2 separate regions of the Homo sapiens genome follow, and region 2 is linked to region 1. Evidence: chromatin loops called from intact Hi-C (ENCODE). Cell type or tissue: Caco-2. All regions are shown on one strand.

Region 1 (8,000 bases):
CACCAAGGCTTCCTTGTCTCATTCAGCCGAAGAAAAGAGTGGGGTGGGATTTGCCTGTGTCTTCTTTCCTTAGGAGAGTTTGTGTAAAGAATTCTGTGTCTGTTGCATTGTAGAAATGATGTTAATCTCTCGCCTATATTCCAGGCATGTGGAATCGAGGCAATGGGTAAAATGACCAGGCTTCTCTTTCCTTCCTCAGATATGAGATCCTGACTCCAAACTCCATTCCCAAGGGTTTCATGGACGGGAAGCAGGCGTGCGTGCTCATGGTGAGTTGAGCTGCTGTCCCTGCCTCTCTGGATGGGCAGCCCCTTGTCTGGGGAGTGCCCACGTGGCCAGGGCCCACCTTGCTATATCAGTGGTCGGTGGATGCCCAGGCTGTGTCCCTTCTGATGCTCCGCGTCTGACTCTGCCGGGCGCCCTTTGCAGTAGCCCCTAGGCCTCAGATAGCCAGGGATGGTGTTTGGCACCAGGGTTGTGTGGAGGAGACAAGAACTGTAGCCATGGCCGGGCTCTGATGTAAGATGATGGCCTCTTTGGTTTGGGGGACATTCTCCTGCTTTCTTGCTCACGGGCCTGACTCCACATCCAGTGTGGTGAGCAGGGCAGCTCACAGCCAGGGCAGCAGGCCTGGTGCTCCGTGACCTGGGCTTCTCCTCCCTCCCTCCCCACTCCCAGCCCTAGCGCAGTGCTGGACGGGCTGTGCGCATGCTCTGAGTTCCGGTTGATTGAAAGCCCTGCGGTGACTCAGTGCCAAGCCAGGGCTGAATCCCACCCTGCTCCTTTTTTCCCCTTCCCAGCATCCTGTTGTTTCTGGCGTGTCCAGGTTAGCAGCTGCTACCTTTGGCCTTGTTTTACTTCACGTTCTTTCTAAAGAATCAGAAAGCTTTGGCTGCAGAGTAGGGAGTTGGTGGGAGGAAAAGAGAAGGAAAAATTCAACACCTACTGTGTGCACAGCCTGCGTTCGGTGACGGGGAGATAGGGAACAGGAAGAAGGAGGGAGAGGAGATGGCTTTCTGCTCTCCAGATGCTCGTCAGCCAGTGAGAAGAAGGGTGAAGGGCACACCTCCAGCTGTGCCTGGGCCACCCTTTCATGGAGCTGTGGCCAGTTGCTGGCCAGGTAAACGGCCTGCTCCTCCCACCTAGATAAAAGCCCTGGAGCTCGACAGCAATCTGTACCGCATTGGCCAGAGCAAAGTCTTCTTCCGTGCCGGTGTGCTGGCCCACCTGGAGGAGGAGCGAGACCTGAAGATCACCGACGTCATCATAGGGTTCCAGGCCTGCTGCAGGGGCTACCTGGCCAGGAAGTGAGTCCCGGGAGATACTCCTGCCCCGCATGCCAGGCCTTGCCACGCCCTTCTGTTGCCAAAGGGCACTTAGCAGGCCACCCCGCTGCAGCCAGTCACATGCCTGTCAGGGAGGCCCAGGTGGCTCTTCCTACCCCTGTTCCTGGATTTCTACCTTTGAGGAGTAGAATCGGGCAGTTCTTTTTTTTTTCTTTTTTTTTTTTTTTTTTTGAGACGGAGTCTCACTCTGTCGCCCAGGCTGGAGTGCTGTGGTGCGTTCTCGGCTCACTGCAACCTCCACCTCCCACGTTCAAGTGATTCTCCTGCCTCAGCCTCACTTAGTAGCTGAGGTTACAGGTGCACGCCACCACGCCCAGCTAATTTTTGTATTTTTAGTAGAGACGGGGTTTCGTCATTGTTGCCCAGGCTGGTCTCGAACTCCTGACCTCAAGTGATCCGCCCACCTCAGCCTCCCAAAGTGCTGGGATTACAGGCATGAGCCACTGCTCCTGGCTGAATCTGGCATTTCTGATTGGGGTTTAGAGTGATGGGTGGGAAGAGGCTGACTCTGCTTGGATTTGCCTGCCTGAAGGATCCTGCTTACCAGGACTCCTTACCGTGTGACCCTTGTGGGGACAGCACCCAGAGCCTGCCTGTCCCTAAAGAACCCTGTGATTCCAGGGGAGCAGGCCATCCTCGAGTCCAGACTCATCTTTGACTCCCTGGGGAATGACGGCTCCCCTGCTGCAGGACAGCGGCTGTGGGCACTGCACACTCGTCCCCTTGTGCTCGGGGATGGGGTCCTAGCAGGAGCGCCGAGCTCTGGGAGACGAAGCTTGAGCATTTGCACAGATGGAGGCTTGTTTATCCAAAAGCCCTCCAGCTGACACCTGCAGCCCACCTTCACAGTACATCAGCTTCTGACGTTCTCCCACCAAACAAAAGCTCAGATAGGGAACAGCACGAAGGGTGGGAAGCTGAAGTCCAGAGTCACCCAGGGCCAGTCAGCTTAATCACCAAGGGTCACGCTCAGTCCCCACACTGAGTAGGATCTGTGGTTACTTCACACGTGCCTTCACCCCCATGGGCACCTCAGTGGAGGGGTAGTCTGGTGACCTAGGTCCTTCACCGACTGTAAGATTAGTGCCTCATGGAGTCACACAGCCTGTAAGTGGGAGAAACTTATCTCAACCCCAAGGCCAGACCCCTTCCCTGAATTTCTTTCTTGAGGTGCCCCAGGCAAGGGTAGACCCCCAGAAAAGCTTGAGGACAAGACCAGGACTGTTAGGTCGGGTCTGCTGTCCACTGCTCCGCGCTGACCATGTTCCTCACCACACAGAGCATTTGCCAAGCGGCAGCAGCAGCTTACCGCCATGAAGGTCCTCCAGCGGAACTGCGCTGCCTACCTGAAGCTGCGGAACTGGCAGTGGTGGCGGCTCTTCACCAAGGTGCGTGCTAGAAGGGCCTCCTGAGTAGCTGGGACTACGGGTGCACACCACCATACATACCTGGCTAATTGTTTGTATTTTTTGTAGAGGTGTGGTCTCACCATGTCGCCCAGGTTGGTCACAAACTCTTGGGCTCCAGCAATCCTCCTACCTCAGCCTCCCAAAGTGCTGGAATTACAGGCATGAGCCACTGTGCCCGGCCCTTTTTGATTTTTAGTAGAGACAAGGTCTCACTATCTTGCCCAGGCTGACCTTCCTGGCCTTTAAAAAAAAAATCTCTTTATTTTTAAACTTGTCCGGGCTGCTTTTGTGTATAATACATAATTTATGGTAATGGCGAAAAACCAACTCACAAAAAGCCTAAAGAATTAAATAAAAATTCACACATAAACCCTTAGCCTAAACCAACAGCAGCAGCTATTTTAGTGTTTAATTTCTCGCTCTTTTTCTCACTGCCTATAAAACCTCAGCTATGTAAACAGTATACATTCTTCCATAGCTGAGTTTGACTCATATAAACAGTTGTAGTTCGTACGTTCCATTTATGATTCCTTCATAAGCATCGTTTTTTTAGAGGTAGTGTGCTGTTCCCTAGGGAACACATCATTATCTGGGTACTTTTTCAGAGATGGGTCCTTCCTCATTTTCTTGCTGTGATAAACAATGCCGAGGTGAACATCTTCACGCACACGCAGGGATAGTTTCCCTGGAATGTAGTTAGCGGGTCAGAAGCCCGTGGTACAGAGCGCCAGGAAGGATGTGCCTGCTTGCAGCCCCCACCACAGCGTGTCTTCTTGCCCCTCACTTTCATGTTTCCAGAGGTGAGGGAGAGGCCTCACACCTGTTGGCAGAGGCGGGCATCTTCCAGCCGAGCATGTCTCTACCTCTATCTCCTCTCCCAGGTCAAGCCGCTGCTGCAGGTGAGCCGGCAGGAGGAGGAGATGATGGCCAAGGAGGAGGAGCTGGTGAAGGTCAGAGAGAAGCAGCTGGCTGCGGAGAACAGGCTCACGGAGATGGAGACGCTGCAGTCTCAGGTGGGTGTCAGTGCAGGCTCAGTCCAGGTCGCACGACCTGCCTGGTGCTGCCACCTGCTGGCCATCGGTAGGCACGGCATGCTGGAAGTTTCTATTACTATAGGAGTTTTCTACAACTGAGTTTCCTATTACTGTAAACAGTGACCAGTCTCTCTGCAGACCCCATTGGGTGTTAAGTGATGTAGGGAGGCCACTTAATAGAGTGGAACGTTCACAAGTGTTGGGTTCAAACCTCAGCTCTACCACATGACTTGAGCCCATTTCCTGGGACCTTGCTCTGGAGCTCATGGGGTAGTGAAAAATCAAGGACACGATGTCTGGAAGGTACCTGGAAGCTTCAGAGCTCTCCAGATGAAAGCTACTTTTGTCTGCATGTTCCTTTCCCTCTGGGATCCCGAGCCATGGCGTCCGTCCTTGAGGATGGAGTGGCTTGAGGGTGTTGCGAGGAGCTTGTGTTTTCCACTTGTTGTTTGCAGCTCATGGCAGAGAAATTGCAGCTGCAGGAGCAGCTCCAGGCAGAAACCGAGCTGTGTGCCGAGGCTGAGGAGCTCCGGGCCCGCCTGACCGCCAAGAAGCAGGAATTAGAAGAGATCTGCCATGACCTAGAGGCCAGGGTGGAGGAGGAGGAGGAGCGCTGCCAGCACCTGCAGGCGGAGAAGAAGAAGATGCAGCAGAACATCCAGGTTCCTGCCCGCTGCACCCGGGGAGGGGTGGCGCCGGAGGGGCAGGGCGGGGCGGAGGAGCAGGAACCAGGAGCTGGGAGAACATGGAATTAGGGTCCAAGGAGGCTGCTCCTCACGCAATCTGCTTGGGGCTCTCAGTGAGAGGTGTTCCCTTTGGGCTGGTAGTTTGTGACATGTGCATCTGAGATCTCCATGAGCACTGCCTGGGCCAGCATCAAGGCCAATTTGATTTCCCTGCCATTAGCCCTGGCCCTGGCTAGCCGAAGGGGCACAGGGCCAGCACCTCTGCGTCCTGCCTGTTTCATGGGTGGGAGCTTGCTGCAGGAAACCCTTCAGAACATTGCACCGATGTTCTGGCCCTGTGTCCCAGTTTGAAATCTGGAATCCTACAAATGGGGCTTGGGCCCTGCCTCGGCTGTGGCCCTGGGCTGGCGGACCTTGCCGTCCCCACCTCAGCCATGGCCCTGGGCTCACAGACCTTGCTATTTTCTCCTTGGCGTTTGGATCTGGCCTTCGGACCTTGCTGCCTTCACCTTGGCCATGCCTCTGGGCCTGCTGTCCTTACCGTGTCTCTGGCCCCCGGCAGGAGCTTGAGGAGCAGCTGGAGGAGGAGGAGAGCGCCCGGCAGAAGCTGCAGCTGGAGAAGGTGACCACCGAGGCGAAGCTGAAAAAGCTGGAGGAGGAGCAGATCATCCTGGAGGACCAGAACTGCAAGCTGGCCAAGGTGAGGCCCGTGGCTGTCGCCTGCCGCTGCTCCAGGGGCGCCGTGGATGGGAGAGTGTGGTCACCCTTGCAGGGCCTGGCTCCCCGCTGCTGCTGCTTCCTGTCTCTTCTGCCTGCAGCATGAGGGCTTCTGCTTAACTGCAAGTGCTCCCTGGAGGTCCCATGGGCCTTAGTTGAGGGATTTCCTCATAAGCAAAGGGGCCCTGGGGAAGGGTTTGTCCTTTCCCCTCTGGAAAGCTCTTCTTTGCCAGCCGTGAGACCCGAGCCTGTGTAAAGGTGGCCATCTGTGCAGCATTGCAAGTGTTGGTCACTGTGGGGTTGGGGACACCTTGGTGGCTCTGTGTTGAGATACGGGGTACTCTTCCTCCACTGTCCCTGGGCGGCAGCTATTCCTCTTGAGAATGAGTTGGGTCCCTGTCGGTGTCTGCCCAGGGAGCAGATAGCAGCCGGGGAACCAGTTAGAGGAGAAGGCAGGAGAAGGCAGCCTCCCCACCTTTCGGGCCTCCTCAGAACATGGGAGCCCCAAAGGCTGGGGAGGCTGAGGTGGCAGGACGCCCACCCGGGACTGGGATGAGGGGACTCAGGTGCTTGTGCCGAGCTGTGGCCGCTGGGCAGGGGTGTTGCAGGGGCCACACAGAACAGAAAGCAAGGAGAGCAGCCCGGGGCACCGCGGGGCTGAAGAGGGGGAGGGGCCGTGGCCCACCTGGCAGGTGAGAGAGGGGCACGGAGAAGGTGGCCTGGTGGCGCAGGTGAGCGCCGTGTGGCAGCCTCTTGAAGGAGTGGAGCCATCTGTCCCTGCTGACACTAGCTGTCACCTGGAATCCTTTCTCACCCAAGCCCACAGGGGAAGGGGAAGGGCTTGGGCACCCACATTTTTTGGTTCTAAGGAAGCGTACCTCGCTGTTTCAGGGGAGCTCGTGACCTTTCAAAATTATCCTTTGATCTAGGAAAATCCTAATGAACTTGATCAAGCGTCTAAAGCCCTCTCCATTCAGCCCCAGATTTCCGGGCGAGTCATGCTTTGAGGCTAGCAAGTGTTCTGTGCTCAACCAACACTAAATGCCAGCCTACTCCCCTCTCCCCAGGAAAAGAAACTGCTGGAAGACAGAATAGCTGAGTTCACCACCAACCTCACAGAAGAGGAGGAGAAATCTAAGAGCCTCGCCAAGCTCAAGAACAAGCATGAGGCAATGATCACTGACTTGGAAGGTGAGGGGGTGACGAGCAGGAGGTGATGGGCAGGGGCTGGCGGGCAAGGGCTGGCGGTCAGGGGCCGGCCTGTCTGACCGGAACACCGAGGCCTTCTCAGCTCACGGGTGAGCCTGGGTCACACTACAGCACTGGCTGCTGCCCTTTAGACCTGAGGTCACCAGGTCGAGGGGAGCCGTGTCTGGTGCCTGCGGGAACCTGAGCCTCCAGGCCCCTGTTGCTCTGTGGCTAGATGCCCCCACTGCATGAAGCGTGTTTAGAGAGCTTTGGCATTGCTCTGTTGTGTGCCGTGGGTTTTGGAAGCTTCTGAGACTTCCTAGGAGGCTCCGGGTTTGACCCACAGGACTCACTAGCTCTGTCACTGACTAGCTGGCTCATCTTGCAGCTATGACTTAAGCTCCATGAGCTTTAGTTTTACCTAAAAAGGGGACACAGTGCTAGGGTGTCTGTGAGAATTTCATTAAATACATGTGAACACATATGTACCGTAAAGTCCTAGACGAATACTGCGGAAGTTCATTGCTTGACTTGGGGCAGGGTGACAAATCCTGCCTTGTCTCTGTGTGCCCTCGGGATCTGTGGCAGGGAGGGGGTGCTGGGGTAGAAGCACAGGTCCGTGGCTGTCTGAGGACCCCCAGCCCTGCCCCTTGAGAGGAGTGGACAGCTGGGGGAACAGGGGAACCCCGACTACTCTGGGAACTCTGAGCTCATACCCAGGGGAGGGAGACCAAAACCTGACCACCGGGAGGATTATCCCCAGCTTAGTTTCACAGTCTTGTCCGGCCCCCTCACATCTGCAGGGGATGAGGTGAGTCAGGTCCAGCAGAAGAGAGGTCCGGACACAGAGAGATCTCTTCCCTCACAGACACCCTCCCTCACCTGGGAGGAGCCCGGAAGACTTGGTCATCTAGGAGGTCTAGGGGTTGCCTTGCACCCACCAGATGGACAGACATGAAAGGTTGACACTAATAAGGGCTAACATAGACACGGAGCTGTCAGAGCACACATATGCTGCTGCTGGGACTGCAAACTGGTAGACGGCGTTAGAGAACGATCCGGCAGTCCTAGTGAGGTTGAAACTTAGCATGCCGGTGACCTGGCCGTTCCATCCGTCACTCAGCCGTGTGCACTGAGAGTGAGCAGGATGCTTGCAGCAGCGTTGATCAGAGCGTGCGATGAACACAGCCGCATGCCCGCCAGCTGCAGGACGGGTACATAAGTAAGTTGTGGTGTATTCTCATAATGGAATCCTAGACAAATGTCCTTACACATCTATTCCAGCGAAACTTCACGGGCTACATCTCAAGATCACGTGATGGGGTGGCAAAGGCACGGCAGGGAATAACCATCACGAGGCAGGCACTGTTCTAGGTGCTTTTTAAGATAGTAACTCATTGGCGCCTCACAGCATCCTAATGAAGTAGGCTGTCTCCTTTTGCTTATTATTCAGATGAGGTATAGAAAGTAGCTTTCCCAAGTGACATCACAGAGTTATAAAGCTAGACATAGAGCCCTGACCGTGCGATTCCAACTGTGGAATTCACACAAGGCAGTTCCATTATATAAGTTCAGATTCACACACAATTGAACATGTTTTTTAGAGATACAGACATGGTA
Region 2 (8,000 bases), 150 kb before region 1:
AGACAGAGTCTACCTCTGCCTCCCACGCCGCAGTGCAATGGCTCAATCTTGGCTCACTGCAACCTCCGCTTCCCAGGTTCAAGCAATTCTCCTGCTTCAGCCTCCTGAGTAGCTGGGACTACAGGCACGTGCCACCACACCTGGCTAATTTTTGTATTTTTAGTAGAGACGGGGTTTCACCTGTTGGCCAGGCTGGTCTCAAACTCCTGACCTCAGGTGATCTGCCTGCCTCGGGGCCTCCCGAAGTGCTGGGATTATAGACCTGAGCCACCGCGCCTGGCCAGAAGTGATATTTGAACAGGACCTCCTTGGGTGAAGGAAGTGTTGGGCATCAGGCCGAGAGAGGCGGAGTTTGAAATAACTGAAGAGGTGTGAACATGGGCAGCTGCTGGGGTGGGGCCCCCCCGAGGGTGTGTCCCCAGTGTGTGGTCGGAAGTGCGGGCCAGGAGCTGAGGAAGGCAGTGAGCTCCGCAGGACGGAAGGGCCTTGTGTGCTGGTTCACTTCCCCCTGTTGGGGAACAAAGGCTTACGACGCATGAGCCAAGACAGTGAGTGACATTTCAAGGTTTTGTGACTGTGACCCAGAGTAAGAAATACATTACATCACAACCTGGCAGAGCGTGCAACATGGAAACAAGAGTTTCATGAGACAGTTTGCTTTTTTTGTTTTTTCTTTTTTAAAGAGACAGGATCTCACTCTCACCCAGGCTGGAGTTCAGTGGTGCCTCAACCTCCTGGGCTCCAGTGATTCTCCTGCCTCAGCCTCTCAAGTAGCTCTGGTTGCAGGCACCAGCCACTGCACCAGGCCATTTTGACCATTTTATTTTATTGTATTTATTTTGTTTTTCAGAGTTGGGGCCTTGCTCTGTCACCCAGGCTGCCGTACCATGGCACGATCATGGCTCACTGCAGCCTTGAACTCCTGGGCGCAAGCAATCCTCCCGCCTCAGCCTCTGGAGTAGCTAGGACTATAGGCACACACCACCATACCCGGCTAATTTTTTCTTTCTTTCTTTTTTTTTTTTTTTTTGTAGGAATGGGGCCTCACTGTGTTGCCTAGGCTGATTTTAACTCCTAGCCTCAAGCAGTCCTCCTGCCTTGGCCTCCTAAAATGCTGGGATTAGAGGCATGAGCCACCACACAGCCAAGACAGTTTGCTATTACTACCCAGGATGTGCTCTGAGATTTTCCCTTCTATTTTATCATCGTCATTATTAAATCCTTATTTGCGGCCAGGCACGGTGGCTCACGCCTATAATCCCAGCAGTTTGGGAGGCCGAAGTGGGCAGATTGCCAGAGCTCAGGAGTTCAAGACCAGCCTGGGCAACATGGTGAAACCCCGTCTGTACTAAAATACAAAATATTAGCCAGGCATGGCGGAGTACACCTGTAGTCACAGTTACTTGGGAGGCTGAGGCAGGAGAATTGCTTGATCCCAGGAGGTGGAGGTTGCAGTGAGCCAAGATCACACCACTGCACTCCAGCCTGGGTGACAGAGTGAGACTCCATCTCAAAAAAAAATTCTGATTTACTCAGAGTACCGACTTAATTAATTTCAAGATCCACCAGTGGGTCATGACTTACAATTTTTTGGTTTTTGGTTTTTGGTATTTTTTTGAATAGAGACGAGTTCTCCTATGTTGCCCAGGCTGGTCTTGAACTCCTGGGCTCAAATGATCTTCACGACTCAGCCTCCCATAGTGCTGGGATTACAGACATGAGCCGCCGCACCCAGCCATACCTGAAGTTTTAAAAAGGGATTCGAGATGGGCACAGTGGCTCACGCCTGTAATCCCAGCGTGTTGGGAGGCCGAGGCGGGTGGATCATTTGAGTTCATGAGTTCGAGACCAGCCTGGCCAACATGGTGAACCCTCGTCTCTTCTAAAAAATAGAAAAATTAGCCGGGCGTGGTGGTGCACGCCTGTAATCCCAGCTAATCGAGAGGCTAAAGCAGGAGAATTGCTTGAACCCTGGGAAGTGGAGGTTGCAGTGAGCCGAGATAGCGCCACTGCACTCCAGCCTGGGTGATGGAGCGAGACTTCATCTCAAAAAAAAGAAGGGATTCCTCTAAGCATCCTTCCACTCCAGGCATAATGGTCTGGTGGTGGTTCAAAAGGTATTTTAGCTTTTAGAATTCTGGGAGATAGATCTTCACAGCTATTTTAACTTGCAAAGCAGCCTGAGGGGATGGGGCAGGTCCCTTCTCCCCCTCCAACTCCCCACCATCAGAATACCCCATGGCTGCCCAGTTGGTTCCCAGGTCAGTCTGAGATCCAAACAAAAGGGGAGGAAGCAACCTCAGGACGTTTCCCGTCACCCTGTTTCCCATCACCCCCAGCTCCGGGAAGTCCCCACGTGGCAACCAGTTCCCTTGCCAGGCTGGCTTCGGATGCCACCATCCCTGGGAGGGGGTTGTGGAGGAAAGAAGGGTGGTTGAGGGCCCAGCTGGGTTCTGGCCTCTGTCCCACCATGAGGGGCCAATTCCCTTTGTGTAGGGGACGGCTCTTGCCTGCTCTGCCTGCCTGCCTGTAGGCCTGGCACTCAGCAGAGGGTGGATCCACGGCTCAGAATCCCCACCTCCACCCCCACCCAAGCCTCTGTCCAAGTTCCTCTTCTGTCTGGGGTCTCTGAGGCCCCTGGAGAGATTGGAGAAACCCGGAATGGTGGGGGCGCTACCAACTCATAACCTTTGGCTCTTATAACATTGGATGGAATCCAACCCCCTCATTTTAGAGAGGTGGAAGCTGAGGCCCAGAGATGGGAAGGCGCTCACTCACGATTACACAGGAGTTGGTCTCAGAGTGATTGCAGAAGACACAGGTCTCCTGACTCCAAATCCAGTGCTCCACGTTGGGGGCTGCTAGGGAAGGGAAATGTTCTGTCCGGGAGAAACTGGACAGCCCAGGGGGCCTGCGTCGTGGCTGTGCTTCTGCCGGCCCCTTTCTGTGGACCTGCCATAGTTCCTGCCCTACCTGGTGTATAAAACAAGGATATGGGGCTGGCGATGTCCCCAAGTCCTTCAGGTTCTGAGCCTGTGCTGCCCTGGCCTCTCCTTTCTGTGTGCTTATGTGGGACGTGGGGGAGCCCTCCCTCCCCACCTAGAAGAGTGACAGGAGGAGGATGAAACCTGTGGGATCCTGTTTCCTCACAGGAACTTGCTGCTTCCCTGAGGCCTCAGAATTGGAATAGTGGCTTCTAGTCCTTTCTCTGGAGACCCTGGATATAGCAGAGGCCCCACAGTCACGCTTTGCCTTCTCAGTTCAATTTCCTTTTCCTTGTGTGTGTCTCTTCTTCAACTGGACCTACAGCTTCTTGGGGCGGGGACTGAGACCCTACGTCTGCAATCAGGGACTCCTACAGCCGGGAGGCATTTGGGTCTCTTCCCAGCGCAGGCAACGTAAGTCCTAGTTAGGATCTGGGGCTCTTTGCAGAAAGTGCTGGTGTCCTTGAGAGCAGTTTATTTAGCCTCTCTGGGCTCAGAGTCTCCATCTGTGCACTGAGAATCATCGTCATCACTTTGAAAATTAAATGAAGGACCACATGTAAGGCTCTTAGTGTTGTGGCCAGCACACAGCAGGCACTTGGTAGTTATGTGTGGCAGGGATGTATTAACCTAGTTTCTCCCCACGTGGTGCAAGTGCCGCTGGGGAGGAGAGAAGTCACATTGCTTTGCCCAGAACTGTGTTAAGGGCTTCACCTATGTTATCCCAATGTGCCTCACCGGGACCCTGTGAGATAAATGTGCTCATTGCCTGTTTCACAGACAGGACACTGAGGCTCAAAGAATGAAGGGTCTTGCCTCCATCACACAGCCAGTGGGGAGGGAACAAACCCAGGTCTCACTGGCAGCAGACACTGAACCTCCCTCCCATTCCCACCAGATGGAACCCAGTCCCTTTCTCAAGTCCCGACTAAAGAGATTTTCTGGGCCAGGCGCGGTGGCCGACGCCTGTAATCCAAACACTTTGGGAGACTGAGGTGGGTGGATCACCTGAGGTTAGGAGTTTGAGACCAGCCTGGCCAACATGGTGAAACCCCATCTCTACTAAAAATACAAAAATTAGCCAGGCAAGGTGGCATGCACCTGCAATCCCAGCTACTCAGGAGGCTGAGGCAGGAGAATCACTTGAACCCGGGAGGCAGAGGTTTCAGTGAGCTGAGATCGCGCCACTGCACTCCAGCCTGGGTGACATAGTGAGACTCTGTCCCCAGCAACAAAAAGAGATTTTCTGAAATTGAACAGCTCTGATGGTTGGCCTGTTCTTCCTTCTACTGAGATTTTATGGTATCCAGCCATGGAAACTGACTAATTAGAATAGAAATGGAGGAATACAACCACAGAGGAGCTGGAGCAGAGGGAGTCCAGATGCCCAGCCCTCAGAGAGCAGGGTCATTCCCAGGGACAGTCCCTCCCAGGCCAGTGGCTTCTGTGCCTTTGGCTGTTGGTCCTGAAAGAGAGGTGCCTTCAGGGTTAGGGGTGTCTGAGCTCAGTCTCAGGGGTCACACAGACAGGGTTCTGGCCCCAGCCCCAGCACTTCCTCTTCACTGGCTGAGTCTGTGGCCATCTCTCCAGGATGTGGCCTTCAGATGCTGTAACTCCTAACTCCCAGTCTCTGCCCTTCCCCACTCAGTGTCTCTCACCAAGGTTCAATTTCTGGCTGGGTGTGGTGTCTCACACCTGTGATCCCAGCACTTCAGGAGGCTGAGGCAGGAGGATCGCTTGAATGCAGCAGTTCAAGACCAGCCCGGGCAACAAAGTGAGATCCCCGTCTCTCTTTTTTTTGAGATGGAGTCTCTCCCTGGTGCCCAGGCTGGAGTGCAGTGGCATGATCTTGGCTCACTGCAACCTCTGCCTCCCAGGTTCAAGTGATTCTCCTGCCTTAGCTTCCCGAGTAGCTGGGATTATAGGCACTCACCACAATGCTTGGCTAATTTTTGTATTTTTAGTAGAGATGGGGTTTTACCATGTTGGCCAGGCTGGTCTCAAACTCCTGACCTCAAGTGATCCACCAGCCTCGGCCTCCCAAAGTGCTGGGATTACAGGCATGAGCCACTACATCCAGCTGAGATCCCCATCTCTACAAAAAAATTGTTAGAGATTGGCTGGTCGTGGTGGTGTGCACCTGTAGTCTCAGCTACTCAGGAGGCTGAGGTGGGAGGATCACTTGAAGCCCAGAAGGCAGAGGTTAGAGGTTGCAGTGAGCCGTGATTGCACCACTGCACTCCAGCCTGGGTGACAGAGCGAGACCCTATCTCCAAAAAAAAAAAAAAAAAAAAAAAGGGACGATTTCTGGGAAAGAGAGCCGGGTTGCCTAGCTCGGGTCACAGGCCTGCCTCTGAGAAGAGGGGACAGTACCCTGTGTTTGGCAGTTTCACCATCACCAGATGGATGGGGGAGGGGCAGATCCTTGCCACGAACAGAGTTTGTGCTCACTACCCACCAAGTTCATAGATTGAAATCCTAACCCCCAAGGTGATGGTGTTAGGAAGTGGGGCCTTGTGTTGTGATTAGGTCATGAGGGTGGAGCTCTCATGAGTGGGATTAGTGCCCTTATTTTATTTGTTTATTTTTTTTGAGATGGAGTTTCGCTCTAGATGCCCAGGCTGGAGTGCAATGGCACAATCTTGGCTCACTGCAATCTCTGCCTCCTGGGTTCAAGCGGTTCTCCTGCCTCAGCCTCCTGAGTAGCTGGGATTACAGGTGCCAACCACCATGCCCAGCTAATTTTTGTGTTTTTAGTAGATATGGTGTTTCACCATGTTGGCCAGGCTGCTCTCAAACTCCTGACTTCAGTTGATCTGCCCACCTCAGCCTCCCAAAGTGCTGGGATTACAGGCGTGAGCCACGGCACCCGGCCGGATTACTGCCCTCATAAAAAAGACTCAGGCTGGGCACCGTGGCTCACGCCTGTAATCCCAGCACTTTGGGAGGCTGAGGTGGACAGATCCCTTGAGCCCAGGAGTTTGGGACCAGCCTGGGCAACATAGTGAGACCCCGTCTTTGCAAAAATACAAAAATTAGCCAGACATGGTGGCACACACCTGTAGTCCCAGCTACTCAGGAGGCTGAGGCAGGAGAATCACTTAAACCCAGGAGGCCAAGGTTGTAGTGAGCAGAAATCGTGCCACTGCACTCCAGCCTGGGTGACAGAGTAAGACTGTCTCAAAAATAAATAAACAAATAAATAAAAATAAAAGACACTCAATGCACAAACAGGCATGTAAAAGAAATTGGCTGGGTGCGGTGACTCACCCCTGTAATCCAAGCACTTTGGGAGGCCAAGGTGGGGGGCATCGCTTGAGTTCAGGAATTTGAGACCAGCCTGGGCAACATGGAGAGACCCCATCTCTATTTAAATAAAAAATAAAATAAACTAAAATAAATACAAATAAAATAAGAAAAATAAAAGAGACCCAAGAGAGCTCTCTTGCCTCTTGTGCTATGTGAGGACACAGTGAGGAAAGTGCCATCTATAAGACCCCGAATCTGCCAGCACCTTGACTTTGGACTTCCAGCCGCCAGAACTGTGAATTGTGAGAAGTAAATTTCTGTTGTTTATAAGCATCCTGAATAGATTAAGATGATCCCCAAAGACAGGGGTTGCTATGACCAGAAGAGGGAGGTGAAAGATGCTGGGAAGGCCAATCAGAAGCTCCCCACCCCAGAAGGCCACCTGTCTGTTCTGGTCCTGGCCTCCGTGAATACAAACTTCTCTTTCATTGTGTTCCTCCTCCCTTCCTTCCTCTTTCCTCCCTCCCTCACAAATTGTTTGCTCTGTTTCAGGCATACTAATAAGCCCAGGGAAGAAGAGTCAGACCCAGTGCCAGCGCAGGGGAAACGCATCTAATCCAGAACAGCAGACACAGCTCCTCTCCCATGGAACACCCAGAGCAGACATTGCCAGTCGATCCCAGCACCCTTTCCCCGGGAGCCTGGGCTCAGCCTCAAGACTTTGCTTCCGCTTCACAAAGCTCTGCACAGCCAGTTCTCATCAATTGGAGTTGGTCCAAAATATGGAAACTCTTTGCTCTGCCTGACCCAAACCATTCCTCTTTCCCATAACAATTCTGACATTTAAAAACAGCAGAATTCCCCAACACTCATCCCCGGGAAAAGAAATTTGGCATTGTTGGTACTTTCAACTCCTGACCCTGGTCAGCTGTTGAGTCAACTTGTGGTTGAGTCTGAGCCCCATTTCTGCAGACAGAAAGACCGCATTTGCGTTTCTGAGTCTCAGGTTTAGGATGAATTTTGTATAGTCACTGTAACAAATTACTGCAAACGTAGTGGCTTAAAATAAAACAAATCCATTAGCTTACAATTCCAGAGATTAAAAGTCCAAAATGAATCTTTAAAAAATTTTTAATTTAGTTTTATTTTTTAATTTTCCTTTTTTTTGAGACAGAGTCTCACTCTGTCGCCCAGGCTGGAGTGCAGTGGCACGATCTTGGCTCACTGCAACCTCCACCTCCCGGGTTCAAGGGATTCTAGTGCCTCAGCCTCCCAAAGTGCTGAAATTATAGGCATAAGCCACCACGCCTGGCCCAAAATGAATCTTACAGGCCTGAAATCAAGACGTCAGCAGGGTGATGTTCCTTTTTTGTTGTTGTTTCGCTTTTGTCCCCCGGGCTGGAGTGCAGTGGTGGGATCTTGGCTCACCGCAACCTCCGCCTCCCAGGTTCAAGCGATTATCCTGCCTCAGCCTCCTGAGTAGCTGGAATTACAGGCATGCGCCACCACGCCGAGCTAATTTTGCATTTTTAGTAGAGACGGGGTTTCTCCACGTTGGTCAGGCTGGTCTCGAACTCCTGACCTCAGGTGATCCACCCACCTCGGCCTCCCAAAGTGCTGGGATTACAGGCATGAGCCACTGCACCAGGCCAGGGTGATGTTCTTTATAGAGGCTCCAGGTGAGGATCTGTTTCCCTGTCTTTTCCAGCATAATCTAGAGGCTGCCCACATTTTTTTTTTTTTTTTTGAGACAAAGTCTCGCTCTTG

The links. Peaks named below come from ENCODE experiments on the same cell type or tissue, not always from the same donor. Only the 100,000 strongest peaks of a DNase experiment are listed, where the experiment ranks them.
Region 2: a loop joins it to region 1, with 16 times the contacts of the local background. A loop is called at or near these places in 2 of 110 quality-filtered maps.

The regions. Positions count from the first base shown.
Region 1 is chr22:36,297,302-36,305,301 of GRCh38, reverse strand. It overlaps MYH9 (myosin heavy chain 9), which reads left to right. Exons shown (of 41, transcript NM_002473.6): 18 at 200-269; 19 at 1,147-1,307; 20 at 2,626-2,734; 21 at 3,637-3,768; 22 at 4,245-4,451; 23 at 5,038-5,175; 24 at 6,260-6,383. Among named protein-coding and RNA genes, the nearest start is that of MIR6819, 14 kb to the right of the region's middle. RefSeq lists an enhancer at 4,147-5,346. In Caco-2, a CTCF peak has its summit at 3,825 (motif pointing left); a DNase peak (open chromatin) is centred at 3,761.
Region 2 is chr22:36,444,390-36,452,389 of GRCh38, reverse strand. LOC124905111 (a long non-coding RNA gene) reads left to right here. Exons shown (of 2, transcript XR_007068089.1): 2 at 6,786-7,323. Among named protein-coding and RNA genes, the nearest start is that of TXN2, 33 kb to the left of the region's middle. RefSeq lists enhancers at 1-379, 401-600, 380-884. In Caco-2, no CTCF peak of the experiment used is centred here; DNase peaks (open chromatin) are centred at 411 and 3,893.